3 separate regions of the Homo sapiens genome follow, and regions 2 and 3 are each linked to region 1. The links are chromatin contacts, found by Hi-C or POLR2A ChIA-PET in ENCODE. All regions are on one chromosome and are shown on one strand. Each heading gives the region's core, a stretch centred on a gene start or an enhancer-like site at or near the end of the contact. The rest is flanking DNA. Distances are from core to core; before and after follow the strand shown. Region 1 overlaps KPNB1 (karyopherin subunit beta 1). Region 2 has its middle 4.3 kb from the start of MYL4. Region 3 holds the start of PNPO (pyridoxamine 5'-phosphate oxidase).

Evidence for each region. A loop is a pair of places that touch in the nucleus more often than their neighbours do. ChIA-PET counts read pairs that join two places held with the same protein, here RNA polymerase II (POLR2A). Pooled maps may share reads with other maps.
Region 2: a loop to region 1 is called in a pooled map, with 4 times the contacts of the local background. The contact joins two enhancer-like sites. A Hi-C loop is called at or near these places in 2 of 50 pooled maps. POLR2A ChIA-PET finds 5 or more read pairs at or near these places in 4 of 52 experiments (AG04450, B cell, CD4-positive, alpha-beta T cell and 1 more).
Region 3: a pooled map shows a loop between it and region 1 (3-fold over the local background). The contact joins the promoter of PNPO here to the enhancer-like site in region 1. A Hi-C loop is called at or near these places in 1 of 50 pooled maps. POLR2A ChIA-PET finds 5 or more read pairs at or near these places in 3 of 52 experiments (Caco-2, MCF 10A and activated B cell).

What each region holds. Positions count from the first base shown.
Region 1 is chr17:47,657,355-47,662,217 of GRCh38, forward strand. It overlaps KPNB1 (karyopherin subunit beta 1), which reads left to right. Exons shown (of 22, transcript NM_002265.6): 5 at 1,154-1,306; 6 at 3,765-3,824. Among named protein-coding and RNA genes, the nearest start is that of KPNB1, 9.9 kb to the left of the region's middle. RefSeq lists an enhancer at 2,804-2,953. Within about 2 kb of position 2,982, at least 7 of the 41 ENCODE cell types and tissues checked have a DNase peak (open chromatin) inside an H3K27ac peak, as active enhancers do; they include B cell and CD4-positive, alpha-beta T cell, where a contact is called at or near this core.
Region 2 is chr17:47,202,642-47,207,504 of GRCh38, forward strand. It overlaps a transcript of MYL4 not described here. Among named protein-coding and RNA genes, the nearest start is that of MYL4, 4.3 kb to the right of the region's middle. RefSeq lists enhancers at 1,741-1,790, 1,971-2,060, 2,071-2,120, 2,911-3,010. Within about 2 kb of position 2,395, at least 30 of the 41 ENCODE cell types and tissues checked have a DNase peak (open chromatin) inside an H3K27ac peak, as active enhancers do; they include B cell and CD4-positive, alpha-beta T cell, where a contact is called at or near this core.
Region 3 is chr17:47,937,970-47,942,832 of GRCh38, forward strand. PNPO (pyridoxamine 5'-phosphate oxidase) reads left to right here and starts at 3,602. Exons shown (of 7, transcript NM_018129.4): 1 at 3,602-3,844. The coding sequence starts at 3,707. SP2-AS1 (SP2 antisense RNA 1) reads right to left here and starts at 3,435. Exons shown (of 3, transcript NR_103857.1): 1 at 3,378-3,435. RefSeq lists an enhancer at 3,354-3,648.

The DNA.
Region 1 (4,863 bases), core at 1,732-4,231:
TTTTTTCTTAAGATCCCGAATGTACCATGAATGTTGTGGCGCATTTTCATTTACAACATTACGGAAAGTTTTGCCAACATTTGATGTAGTTGGTTTAGCCACTGGAGACACAGTATTTTAGATGTAGCCCCCCCAGCACTGTTGTTCCTGATGAGGTTACCACTCTTGGTGTGTATTTTAATATATAGACTTTATGAAGCAAAGGAGCCCACAGCACTTGACCCAGACTTAGACTCCCTAGATGTGCCTAGGTGTCGATCCTTGGCCTTGGCCCTTAAATGCCCTGAAGCTTTACTTTAGAGTACAGATGGCCTGGAAAATACGAACAGACTGCCATCTCCATTTGCACAGAAGTGGGGAGGAAAGCGAATATTACCTCATACCCAGAGTCATTATGCTAAGAAGTCAAAGATGAAGTTGATGAGTTTGACTTGGTTTTGTTCAGTTCTGGATTGCCAGTACCATGAGACATTTTGCAGGTGGTTTGCAGTGTTATTCCCAAATGGAAACGGGTGGGGAAAGATCACCAATTCATGATACTTTCTTGAGTGAACTTTACAGTTAAAAGGACTGCCAATTAAGCCAGGCACAGTGGCTTACACCTGTAGTCCCAGCTGCTTGGGAAGCTGAGGTGGGAGGATCACTTGAACCCAGGAATTTGAGGGTTCAGTGCATTGTGGTAGTGCCTGTGAATAGCCACTGCACTTTAGTCTGGGCAATACAGACCCTGTCTCTTAAGAACAGAAGAAGGACTGCTTCTGTCGTGAAGCTCCTTATGGCAGTCTTTTGGAGGGGATTGATTCCAGCACCCTCCTCAGGTACCAAAATCCTCAGATGTTCAAGTCTGTTACATAAAATGGTGTAGTATTTGCATATAACCTATGCACATCCTCCCATATACTTTAAATCATCTCTAGAATACTTACAATACCTAATTCAATGTAAATGCTATATTAATAGTTGGTATACTGTATTAAGGGAATGATGACAAGAAAAAAAGGTGTACATGCACCTTTTGGTGCAGTACAGATGCAACCATCCATTTTTTTTCCTCTAAATATTTTCAATCCATAGTTGTTTGAATCCACAGATGTGGAACCCATGGCTGCAGAGGGCTGACTGTATATTCATTGCACTTCTCTGCTTGTTACAGGACCCAGAGCAGCTACAAGATAAATCCAATGAGATTCTGACTGCCATAATCCAGGGGATGAGGAAAGAAGAGCCTAGTAATAATGTGAAGCTAGCTGCTACGAATGCACTCCTGAACTCATTGGAGTTCACCAAAGCAAACTTTGATAAAGAGGTAAGTTTTTTGACAATAAGGTATAGATTCAGACAGTAAGGGATGAAAGAGTTGAATGAAAGTTTTTTGTTTTGTTTTCTTAAGTTTATGGTTTAGAAAGTACCACCTACTTAAAAGTATTTGTTTCCAGTTTAGTCGAGTTCGTATTGTGTGAGATATCCCCATGGAGTGTTTGCCGTTTCTCATCATGCTTTTGGAAATAAAGTGTTTCTAAGCTTAGGTTTTTCCTTTTGCAGTCCAAAGTGTGGAATGTTGTTGGGTTTTTTTAAATTATAGGGCATGGTGGTGCATACTGGTACTCCAGCTACTTCAGAGGCTAAGGCGGGAGGATTGCTTGAGTCCAGTTATTCAAGGCCAGCCTGGGCAACAAAGTCAGATATCGTCCCTTAAAAAAAAGAAAGGAATAGGCTGGGCGATGTGGCTTAAGCCTGTAATCCCAGCACTTTGGGAGGCTGAGGCGGGTGGATCATCAGGTCAGGAGTTTGAGACCAGCCTGACGAACATGGTGAAACCCCATCTCTACTAAAAATACAAAAAAATTAGCCGGGTGTGGTGGCGTGCGCCTGTAATCCCAGCTACTCAGGAGGCTGAGGCAGGAGAATCACTTGAACCTGGGAGGCAGAGGTTGCAGTGAGCCGAGATTGCAGCACTGTATTCCAGCCTGGGCGACAGAGCAAGACTGTCTCAAAAAAAATAAAAAATAAAAAAAATAAAAGAAAGAAATTATGGTATGTACTATATATGTTGGTTTACTTTGGTTTCTTTTAAGATTGTGTGAATCTTTTGCCTTGTACTAAAGATTTTGTGGAGGCCGGGTGCTGGGGCTCACATCCAGTAATCCCAACACTTTGGGCCACCAAGGCAAGAGGATCACTTGAAGCCAGGAGTTTGAGACTAGCCTGTGCAACGTAACAAAACCCTGTCTCTAAAAAAATTTCTGTGGAGAAGAACAACTGAGTTGTTAACCAGTTTTGTGAGCTCTTGTGTTTACAGGGCTTATAATGGAAAAAAAATAATGAAAAATGAAATAAATAAAAATTATAGCAATTGGTCTGTTTCATACCACCTTAGGAAGGTGTTTTTAAGAAACAGGATATATAGCCAGGTGCTTTGGCACATGCCTGTAATCCCAGCTACTTGGGAAGCTGAGGTGGGAGGATCACTTGAGCCTGGGAGTTCAAGGCTCAAGATTTCACCACTGTACTTCAGCCTGGGCAACAGTGCAAGACTCTGTCTCCAAAAAAAAAAAATATATATATATGTATATGTATGTGTATGTATAATATATATGTAAACATTTTGGCTGAAAATGCAATGAATAACATAAAATTTACCATCTTAAATCATTTTTAAATGTATAGTTAGTTAAGTAGATTCACATTGCTGTGGAAACAATCTCCAGAACTTTTTCATCTTGCAAAACTGAAACTGTACATACTGAACAACAACTCCTCATTTCCCCCTTTCTCAGCCACTGGTAACGACCATTTTACTTTCAGTTTCTATGTATTTTACTACTCTAACGAAATACCTTACGTAAGTGGAATCATATTTGTCTTTTTGCGACTGGTTTGTTTTACTTAGTATGATGTCCTCGAGATTCATCTAAGGGGTAGCATTTGTCAAAATTGGCTTTTTAAGGGTGATTAATATTCCATTATATGTATATGCCACATTTTGTTTATCTAGTCTTCCATCCATGGCCATTTGGTTTGCATCCACCTTTTGGCTATTGTGGGTAATGCTGCTATGAACATGGGCATGCATGTGTATCTTTGAGACTCTGCTTTCAGTTCTTTAGGGTAAATACCGACAAGTAAAATTGCCAGGGTCATGGTCTGAAAGTATTTCTGTATATATGTTTGTTGACACTTCAGCTGGGTTTTTACCATTTCTTGACTTTGGAAAGGTCTGAAACCCCAGAGCAAATGGCAATTCTAATTGATTAGAAAACTGGATTTTTCCTTAATAGATTTTGGAAGATTTAGGAGGGTAGCACATAAAGTTCATTCTCCCTTTTCTCACCACATTTGATGTGAATTTGCTACCTCTCAGAAAACAAATTTGGTCTCTGAAATAAAGCAGATGTTTTGAATTCTCTTATATAAGGAAACTGATTTTCCTACATGTAAATTTTTATCTTTTAACCATTTTTATTTAAAACTTGTGACCTACATTTTTCTGTTTCCTCCCTGAAGTCTTTGTTAGTGGTCATTTTGGAGATTAAAAGATTAGGGACCTCATTGGAGGGCAAGTCACATAGCAGACACCGAAGGTAAACTCTTTATAGCCTTTATAGTGCTGTACCATCTCAAGGGAGAGTGGCTTGATTGTACCAGGCAGGGCTGTGTGGGGCCCTGAGGGGGAGTGAGAGGTTTTCCTTGTAGAGGGAGTCTGGAAATCTTCCTACGTACAGGTTATGCTCTCCTAATTCTCTTTATTTTTATTCCTCCTACAGTCTGAAAGGCACTTTATTATGCAGGTGGTCTGTGAAGCCACACAGTGTCCAGATACGAGGGTAAGTGTGAGGTTATATGAAAAATCTGTCTTACATCTTTCTTAGGAAATGTCAAATCTAATATAAGTTTGAAATACTGGGAATCAGTTGACTTCAGCAATAAGGTTTGATTAATATTGTTACTAATAATTAATATTCTGGCTGGGCATGGTGGCTCACACCTGTAATCCCAGCACTTAGGGAGGCCATGGCAGGCAGTTCACCTGAGGTTAGGAGTTTCATACCAGTCTGGCCAACATGGTGAAACCCTGTCTCTACTAAAAATAAAAAAAAATTAGCTGGGTGTGGTGGCACGTGCCTGTAGTCCCAGCTGCTGGGGAGGCTGAGGTACAAGAATCGCTTGAACCTGGGAGGTGGAGGTTGCAGTGAGCCAAGATCATGCCACTGCAAACAGACTCCATCTCAAAAAATAATAATGATAATTAATAAAAACATTAGAGAAGAGGGAAGAATTGTCATGGAAGTTGCCATCCTCTTAAAAAAGGTTTAAGGTGCCAGTGTGGTGGCTCACACTATAATCCCAGCAATTTGGGAGGCCAAAGCAGGAGGATCACTGAGGTCAGGAGTTGGAGACCAAACTGGGCAACATAGTGACACCATCTCTACTAAAAAATATGTATACACAAATAAACAGTTAAGGGAGAAAAGGTTTTCGATCAGCTTCGCTACTTCATTGCCGTAGGTTATTCAAGCCATTTCTACTAAAAAATATATATACACAAACAGTTAAGGGAGAAAAGGTTTTTGATCAGCTTTGCTACTTTATTGCCATAGGTTATTCAAGTGATTGTTTTCCCCTGTAGCCATTAAAGCAGCTTTGCTATTGCTATACCCAAAACCTGACCCTTCAAGAAGATAGAAGTAATATCTTCAGTCTGAATAGTATTAGTGAATTTAGCCGTACCATGGGTTCCACACGCACCTTTAATGCAAAAAAAAAGACTGAGGCCAGGCGCGGTGGCTTACGCCTGTAATCCCAACACTTTACAGGCGCATGTCTGTAATCCAGCTACTCAGGAGGCTGAGGCAGGAGAATTGC
Region 2 (4,863 bases), core at 1,145-3,644, 460 kb before region 1:
TCAACTCAGTATCATTAACACGAAATTCAAAGAGGTATTGTATAAATTGAAAAAGCAACTCTAAATTTATTAATATCAACAAAAGCAACTCTAAATTTATTAATATCAACAAAGCATTATTTAAACTTTTCTTGTTTTTGTAGCCAATTTACATAATACTGTTTATTACAATTAGAATCTTCTGCATACTTACATTGAAATAATGTATATTGATTTGTATTGTGAAAGGTTTCAATTTGAGCATAAATTCCTTCACCTATCTAGATAAGTCAGAGATGTTTTCTTTCCTTGAAGCTTAAATTTATTTATTTATTTATTTATTTACTTATAGACAGAGTCTCATTCTGTTGCCCAGGCTGGAGTGCAGTGGTACAATCTCGGCTCACTGCAGCCCTGCTTCCCTAGTTCAAGCAATTCTCTTGTCTCAGCCTCCTGAGTATCTGGAATTACAGGCATGCACTGCCATGCCCAGCTGATTTTTGTATTTTTAGTAGAGACAGGGTTTCACCATGTTGGCCAGGCTGGTCTTGAACTCCTGACCTCAAGTGATCTGCCTGCCTCAGCCTCCCAAAGTGCTGGGAATACTGGGCTAAAACATTTCGACTTCTATCTTTCATATCCCTTTTTTTAAATTGTCAATTAAATGTAAACGTACTATCCTCCATATCTCTTAGCTTTTCTTTTATGTTTTCTATTTCTTTGCCCTCTTTTTTCTTCTGGGAGATAGTCTTTCTTGTTTTTCAATTCCCTAATTTGTTTCCCAGCTATATCTATTCTGCCACTTTTCAAATCTATTATGTGCTCTATTTTGGTGATTACTTTTTCATACATAAGATATCTGCTTGTTTTTTAAAAATATTTTTTCTTATTTCATCTATTATACTTTTTATAGTTGATATTCTGTTTGTTCTTTACATTTTCTTGTCCTGGTGTCATATTAGTAATATTTTCGTTTATCTCTTTTAGCATGATTTTTGGGCTACTTTTAAAATCTTGGTCCATCTGTTGTCATATTTCCACTTAAGTTACACTGTGTAATCAAGTAAGTTGTATCCTTTCGGATGAGTTGTGCTATTCAGGTGTCTTGTTATTTTGTCCTTGGCCATACAGGTTGTTCTGTCCAACAATGCATACTAGTGCCATTGAGCTTAGAGGTTGAAGGCTGGGGGTGAATGAGCCCTAAAACCGAGAATGCTTGGCTCCCAAACTCCCAAGTGTGTCATGCTCAGACTCATAAAATAACTCTCCATGTCAGGGCTTCACCCTTTGCCCTCCCATCAGGGAAAAGCAGCCTTAGGAGTACAGGCATGAGCCACCGTGTCTGTGGCCAAAACACTTCTTAGAGTATAGTTCACATGCCCTGGAAATTTAGAGGGCTAAGGAGGGGGAACATTTGTCTAAAGTTGGGTTGCCCCCTTACCTGTTTTGATCACAAGCACAGTGCATCTCCAGTGCTTTGCTGTTACTCTTACCAACACCCGGACCACAGTTTGAGTCATGGCGAGTGAGGGAGTAGCACCGTTTGTCATAAGACAGTGGTGGAGGAAAAGGGAGATCAGAACCCTGAGAGCTCCTTTTCTTTTTTTAATCATTCCACAGCTGTGCCTGGCCACTTCCTGCCTCTAATCAAAGCCACCCTTCTACCACACACACCAATTCAAAACAAGGTCCTCTCCTTCACCCAAGGGGTTTCTCGAGTTTTTCTTCATTTCTTGATATTTTCTCTTTGTAACTCTTCTGCGGGTGATCTTGGGATAGGGAGCCATGGTCACAGTAGTTCCATCAGGATCCAAGCTTAAAGATCTTGAGTAGTTGCTTTGTGCTAGACACTTTATTCTACATGTGCCACCTGTATTAACTCATTTAATCTTCACAACTACCTTGTAGTTATAACAGCCACATTTTACAGATGAGAAAACTGAGGCATGAAGAAGTTAAAAAGTAGCCAGGTGTGGTAGGGTGCACCTGTAGTCCCAGCTACTTGGGAGACTGAGGCGGGAGAATCACTTGAACCAGGGAAATGGAGGCTGCAATGAACTATGTTTCACCACTGCACTCCAGCCTGAGTGACAAAGTGAGACCCTGTCTCGAAAAAAAAAAAAAAAAGTTAACTAACTAAGCCAGGACTCTAAACCAGGCAGTCTGATTCATGAGTCAGCCTTCTTAACCTCTGCCTTGCAGTGAAACCCAAATTACCCAGTACTCTCTATGGGGACGATTGACAAAGTGTTGGCCAGGGCATTGCCCTGTGATGTCCAGGCTTATGAGACATTGGTCAGAGAAGAGAGAGAGAGGGTGACAGGAACAAGGCATTAACAGCCAGGCTAGCTGTCAGCAGCATTTGATCCCAGGCAGGAGACTCTAATGGACCTCTCTGAGCAGGACACAGACAGGCTCTGTGTGGTTAGAGATGAAGGGAGGAGGAGGAGTGAGTGTTTGCGAGCTCAGCCCAAATGAGGGCTGATGTCACTTCTCCTTTGTGCATTTGTGTCCGAATTTGACATCTGATGTAAACCGGTTGGTGCTAAATTCTGTCTTGTGTTTTCAATCTGCTGAATTGGAAGTCCCTCATGGGAGCATTTGGGTGAGCCTCAGCAACTCTGGCTCAGAAACCACCAGATGCTTCCCAGAGAAAGTTGTTTGGCTGCCAGTACCCACTGCCATACTTGCCTCTTCACACTACTACATCTCCTTCTTTCCTTGGCTCTGATGGGCCAACACATATTGTAGGGCAAGTCTGTGTCATAGGCCCTGGGAAGGATGCTCTCGATTGGTAAGATTTGAAGGTGAAAGTTACTGGCCATGAAACAGAATGAAGACCATAAGACGATGGAAGCTCGGACTCCAGTTACTGGGCTCTAATGAAGCGTGGCGTCATGAATTTTAGTAAAAACAAGGCCAGGGGTTGATATGTTGCTTCTTCATGCATGGCTCTTTCCCTGAAACCACAGCTCTCCTCCAGTTGTTTCTGAAGTGCCAGGCACTTTTTTCACTGGGGCTGCTGAAAACGAATCCGAAACTGATTTGAGGAGCGTCTCCTCCCCTGCTGGGGCTCCTGTGCCTAAGGTTTCAGGTGGTTGGGCATGCCTTCTCTGAGTGTTCTCCGTCAGACAGGCTGCCTGGCCCTAGAGACTTGCCACATGCTTTCTGAGCCACAAATATTTTACACCATGAGTTCCCAGCTGCTGCCCTTCCCCCCGCTTCCATTCCTTTCCACCTCTTCCTCATTCCTAATCCCACACCTTAAAATCCCTTTAGCCACTGTCACCTTACCTTGTCCCTTTCTCATGTGGACCTCTCTCTGGAAGTTCCAAATCTGGGAAGCCTGAATGCACCTCTAGCTTCAACCTGCTTGGCAAAGGAAAGTGAAATGAACATCTTCGAATGTTTCCTACATGGCAGAGGTTGTTTGCAGTGCCTTACTTAACATTATTTCATACAAATCTCATGACAATTTGAAAAGGAAATGTTTATCCTCAAAGGTCCTGAGGCTACTAAGGCCTAGATTAGAAAGTGGCAAAACCAGGCTTCAGACCCATCACTGTCTACCTCCAGAGTCCACAGTATTTGCGTGATTTTGGATGTCTCCGGAGCCCCATTCGGCTTTCCCAGCTTTCTAACCTCATAGCTCTGTTCCCATGCAGACCTGATATTTTGCTTCTTAGAATTTAGAAAAGAAAGGGGAGTGGGGTGGGGGAAAAAAGGAAAAGAAGAAAAGGAAAGAACAACCTTCCAGCTTTTTCTTCTGAGGATCATACGTCTTTGTAGAATAACTACAACAATAACATAATACTAACTTGTTGTGTGTGCGTGTGTGTTTTAACTGGAAGGGGGCATGTGTCATTCAGTGATTATTTAAAAAAATTTTAAGCCATGGAACCATTAGAAAATGATACTGTTTTACATACTGGGAGCTCCAGTATGTAAAACACAGGAGTGGTGGTGACTGAAGTGATGGTGGTGGAAGGAGCTCCAAGGTCTGGCCTTTCTATGTACCCTGCAGCCAGAAGCATGTCACCCTATAAAGCAAGATAGCAAGATTGCTAGTCTCAGGATTCTGTTGAACATGGTTTGAAAGTCTCCTGATTGTTTTTCCTTTTAAAATAAGCAAGCTGAGGCCCAGAGAGAGGAAGTGGCTGGCAGAGTCAGGACTAGTGCCTGGGTCTCCCAGCTTCTATCCTGCAGCTCTTTACAGAAATCCCAGTTTGTATATTTTTGCACAAACTCCGCAGGATGCAGTCCAGGAAGGGATGCAGGTGGAGGTGGAGAAGGAGGAGGGCCTGGGCTTCCACTTTTTCTCTTTCCTCGTCACCAACAACCTGAACTCCCAACCCCTGTGGGGAATGGGGTAGGTCAAGGAGAGGACTGACAGGGATTATAGAAGAGTGCGAGCGAAGGTACAAGGAATCAAGTTTGGTAGCCGGCAAGGAAGAGAGGTGAGGCAGAAGATGAGGGGAGGAGGTGAGGTGCACAGAGCAAAGGAGCCACCATCCCAGCTCAGGACCAGGGCTGGGCTAGAATCTGGGCCCTGGTCTCGTTCTAGTATTCCCTTGAGCAAGTCCTGGCCCTTTTTCCTGCCCGTTTCCTTTGAGGGCTTCTCTGTCACCACCAGTGAGCGTGTATAGGCTACAGGAGGAGCAGTGAAGAGCAGTGTGCTACAGAGAGCACTGCACCCCAGGAAACAGAATTAGTTGGCCCAGCTCTGCCTATAAGTAGCTGAATGTCTTGAGGCAACTTCAACGTTTCCCTGGACCTTAGATTCCTTGCCTGTAAAACAGCATGGGGCCAGATGATCTCTAAGGGTCCTTCTGGCTCTGAAGGCAATGATCTGGGGCATGGAACCTGTAGTTAGAGAGCTGGGAA
Region 3 (4,863 bases), core at 2,352-4,851, 280 kb after region 1:
GTTTCATCTTGAGAAACCAGTGTGCCTCTCTGTACAATAAAAATGTTACTATGTATTTTCTATTCATTTAAGACTTTCTCAAGAGAAGACTGAAACAGTAAAATAATTCCTTTCTCCCACTCAGAAAGTCCCTGCTCGTGGTTGCGTCAGTAGCAAAAGTAGCTAGCAGGCTTGTTTCCCTTCTGGTTGTGCACTGAGGGGCTGCTTTGTGACCCAGAAACCAAATCCAACTAAGCAGAAAAACATAACCCAAGTCTACTTATTATCCTCAAGACAAAGGGAAAAATACAAAAGGGCAATCAACTGCACACTTCTTTGCTAATCGCCAAGGGAAGGAGACGCTGTCAGAATCTAGCACTTTTTCTCCCCATCTGGTCTTTAAAAAGCAGGAACTAGACACTGGTTCACAGGCTAAAAAATATCACAGGATAAAATATCAGAATCATTGTGTCTAAAAGCCTGACCCTGGGCACCTGCATGATGACTCTGCAGCAAGGAGCACCTATCCCTGCCTGCTTGTTCAGCTTGTTTTCTCATCACCTTTGCTCCAGCAGTATTACATGTCTCCAGGTTCCCCCAAGTGCACCATGCCTTTACTCACAATGTTCCCTCTTGCTGGGACGCCTGTTCCATTGTCCATCTAGCGAAAACTTACTCATTAAGACATCAAATGTCCACTCCCTTTACAAAGCCTTTCCTGACTGTTTGATCCTCTTCTTTTTGCTCCTCTTTACTGTACAGAAACACCCGTTAAAATATCTCAGGAGGCTGAGGCAAGAGAATCTCTTGAACCCAGGAGGCGGAGGTTGCAGTGAGCCAACATTGTGCCACTGCACTCCAGACTGGGTGAAAGGGTGAGACTCTGTCTCAAAAAAAAAAAAAAAAAAAAATCTGCAACAACTCTTAAGCTCACAAATCTGCCTCCCCCTATAGACTACAAGCCCGGGTTGTCATCTTCATCTCAATATTCTCAGACCTGGTTCAGTGCCCGGTCCAAAGGAAGTATTTAACAAATGTCTACTGAATTAATACATAAATATGTATCTACTTCCACTATACTGAGCTGTTGGCTTTTAAGTACATAGATGATCTTAGTCTTGGTGTCCTAGAATCCAGGTCCAGGGTAGCAGCAGCCCAGGAGTGCTGAGTGTGAAGAAAAACCCCATGGCCAGGCACGGTGGCTCACGTCTGTAATCCCAGCACTTTGGGAGGCCGAAGTGGGTGGATCACTTGAGGTCAGGAGTTCCATACCAGCCTGGCCAACATGGCGAAACCCCATCTCTACTAAAATTACAAAAAATTAGCCAGGTGTGGTGGCACACGCCTGTAATCCCAGCTACTTGGGAGACTGAGGCAGGAGAATGGCTTGAACCCAGGAGGCAGAGGTTGCAGTGAGCCAAGATTGCGCCACTGCACTCCAGCCTGAGTGACAGAGGGAGACTCTGTCTCAAAAAAAAAAAAAAAAAAAACCCATGAACCAAACCCATCTGAGTTGAAGTGCACTCACTACTGCTTACACAGGTTCAACTGCAGGGGCTTAGGAGGGCAGGAGTACAGCAATGTTCTTATACAGAAAGACAACTTCGGCCAGGTGCGGTGGCTCACGCTTGTAATGCCAGCATTTGGGAGGCTGAGGCAGGCGGATCACAAGGTCAGGAGATCGAGACCATCCTGGTTAACGTGGTGAAACCCCATCTCTACTAAAAATACAAAAAATTAGCTGGGCGTGGTGGCGGGCGCCTGTAGTCCTAGCCACTTGGGAGGCTGAGGCAGGAGAATGGCGTGAACCCGGGAGGCAGAGCTTTCAGTGAGACGAGATTGCGCCACTGCACTCCAGCCTGGGCGACAGAGCAAGACTCCATCTCAAAAAAAAAAAAAAAAAAAAAAAAAAAGAAAGACAACTTCAACAGGAAAGTAAATCTACTCAACTTTCTCTCAATTATGCTGATGGAGGAAAATGATGGCAGCACAAAAAAATCCAACCAGTGGAGAATCCATAGACCAATATCATTAAGCCTTGAGACATGTATTATTTCTTTGCAGCAAAATTGTCTTCCAGATTCTATCTGGCTCAAGCTATGTACACATAAAGGATGACAGGTATCTAATGTAGGGCTTCATGAAGCTCAGCTGTAATGCAGACACCTGGCCAGGCCAGGAAGTTCCCCTTACCTGGCACAGTCCTGGGTGCCTGCCTAGATGGCTCTTGCAGTTCCCCTTCCTGATGCTGGTGGAAAGCAGGGCTACAGAGAGGTCTCGACCCAAGGCCGCCCCAGCCAGCTCAGAATTGGACTGGGCATGAGTGGGTTTCCCATTTTTCAGCCTTGCATCCACAGCCTGGAAAGGCTATGCACAGCCACCTGCTCAGTGTACTCTCAGTTGGCAATTGCTTGCATTGACCTAGGGGCTAGACTCCTACTACCTAGCATGGGCAAAATGTGGAAAAAGGGAAGCTTGACAAAGATTGGGGAGACCCTGGAGAAATGGGACATTGGCAGCCTTGCTATCTACCAGGACACTGGCTCCTATGAACTCCAGTGCACCATGGCAGGGGAAACCATGAGCAAAGGGAGTAAAATGCTCTGACCCTTGCTTAAATAAATGAGGCTGGAGGGAAGGGGTTTAAAACTAGAAGAGGTGGCGGGCGCGGTGGCTCACGCCTATAATCCCGGCACTTTGGGAGGCCAAGGCGGGTAGATCACTTGAGATCAGGAGTTTGAGACTAGCCTGGCCAACATGGTGAAACACCGTCTCTACTAAAAATACAAAACTTAGCCGGGCGTGGTGGCGGGCGCCTGTAATCCCAGCTACCCGGGAGGCTGAGGCAGAGAATTGCTTGAACCCGGGAGGTGGAGGTTGCAGTGAGCCGAGATCGCGCCACTGCACTCCAACCTGAGCGACAGAGCTAGTCTCCGTCTCAAACAAAACAAAACAAAACCAAAACTAGAAGAGGAAAACCACTCTGGTCTGGGATACCTTGGTCCCAAATTTCCTTCTTCCCCCTTCCCATTCAGCCATCTTCCTTCTCACCTCACCGTCTCTTCCTCACCCCACTGCACCTCCCCACTCGGGGCATGGTCCACAAGTCATTTCAACCTCTCCCACTCTCATGCCCTAATTTCTCCCCACAACCAGATTACCCTTTTCTCTATGTGTCCCCATCACCTTGCCTCAGAGTCTGGCCCCTAATTCCATTTTCCATTTTTCTTTTCCCATTCCACTAGTCTCCCTTCCCAGGGGGTACTTCCTGCCCTAAGCTCACCTACAGGCACCTACTATGGGCCAGCCACTTAATACTGACTACTCCCCTCAAGCCCCCGGGACACATCCTCCGCCCCGCCTGAGCTGCAAGAGATCCTCCTATACCTTTAACCAACCTCCACGTGCGTGTTAACCGCGGTGACAGCATTTCCTTGTCTCTCTGCTCCCGCCCCCAAAGGCGCTACCCATTGGCCGCTGGGTTCCTCTGTTCTCGCTCTAATTGGCCTCGTTACCGAAAAGCTCCAACCAATGACCTCTCCGTGTCTGTCTCCCTCCTCCGATCCTGGAAACTCATTGGCTCCGAGGACTTAGGACCTGTTAGCTTGGTTGGGCGACTGGCAAATCCTTCCTTCCCCGGGGTAGAAGTCCAGGGTGAGAAATTGGTTCCGAACTCAAAGGAACCCAGTGCCGGGCCACAGCCGGGTCACGTGGCCGGCGGCCCCCCATGACGTGCTGGCTGCGGGGCGTCACGGCGACGTTCGGGCGACCTGCCGAGTGGCCAGGCTACCTCAGTCACCTGTGTGGTCGCAGTGCTGCCATGGACCTGGGACCCATGCGCAAGAGTTACCGCGGGGACCGAGAGGTGCCGCCGCTAGGGCCAGGCCTCCTGCAGGGGCGGGGGAAAAGGGGTCCCCGGAGTCATCTACAGCGGGGAGGGGAGTAGTAGGAGCCCCTCGGGGCTTCTGGGGCCACCCGGTGGGGCAAGGAGGTTTGAGGATCACCCCCCGTGGGAAAAGGGGGCTTCAAAGACATCCCACCAGGGGAGGAGTTCCGGGGAAACGCAAATGAAGATGGGTTCAAAAGGCAGCCTTTCGTAATGGGTAAGAGCTCGAACTTTGGAGCCTGCCTGGGTTGGAATGTTTAATGTATCTGGGCCTCAGTTTCCTCATCTGGGAAGTGATAGTATCTGCCTCACGGGGATGTTATGGTCTAAGATGTTTGTAAAGTGCTTAGAACCCTGCTACTCGACAGGTAGCAAGGTCAAATAACTTGCTCAGTCCCACAGCTAGTGATGAATGAATCGGGGTTTCATGTGATGGATGTCAGGACTGTGCTGGGCCTCCCTCAAGGGCGGGGGAAGAGGGGTCCTCGGAGTCATCTACTGGGGGGAGGGGAGTAGGAGGAAACAGCCCCTCAGGGCTTCTGGGGCCACCCCCTGGGGCAAGGAGATTTGGGGGTCACCCAAACCTCCTTGTGCCAGGTGGGCATGGTCATGGGCCCCTCTTTAGGTGGGTACAGTGACAAACAGCTTACAAACTGTTTGACAAAAAAGTAAGTGGAATATGGGGGAAGGGGACTAGCTCGGGGAGGAGGGGAGGAGAAAGCTCTTAGCTTACTGCCTTCAGTACTTTCTGCTGACCACTGGGAAGTTCTTTTCCTTTTCGCTCCTCAGGAGGGGAACCAAGAGAACCTTTTAGGAATTGGGGTCCAGGGCCCTGGTTGCCAAATCTGGTTGCATGTGGGCATTTCTAGAAACGCTTGTTTAAAATGCAGTTTTTCCAGCCTGGGCAACATAGTGAGACCCTGTCTCTACAAAAAATTAAAATTAGTCGAGCATGTTGGAGCGTGCCTGTAATTCCAGCTACTTGGGAGGATGAGGTT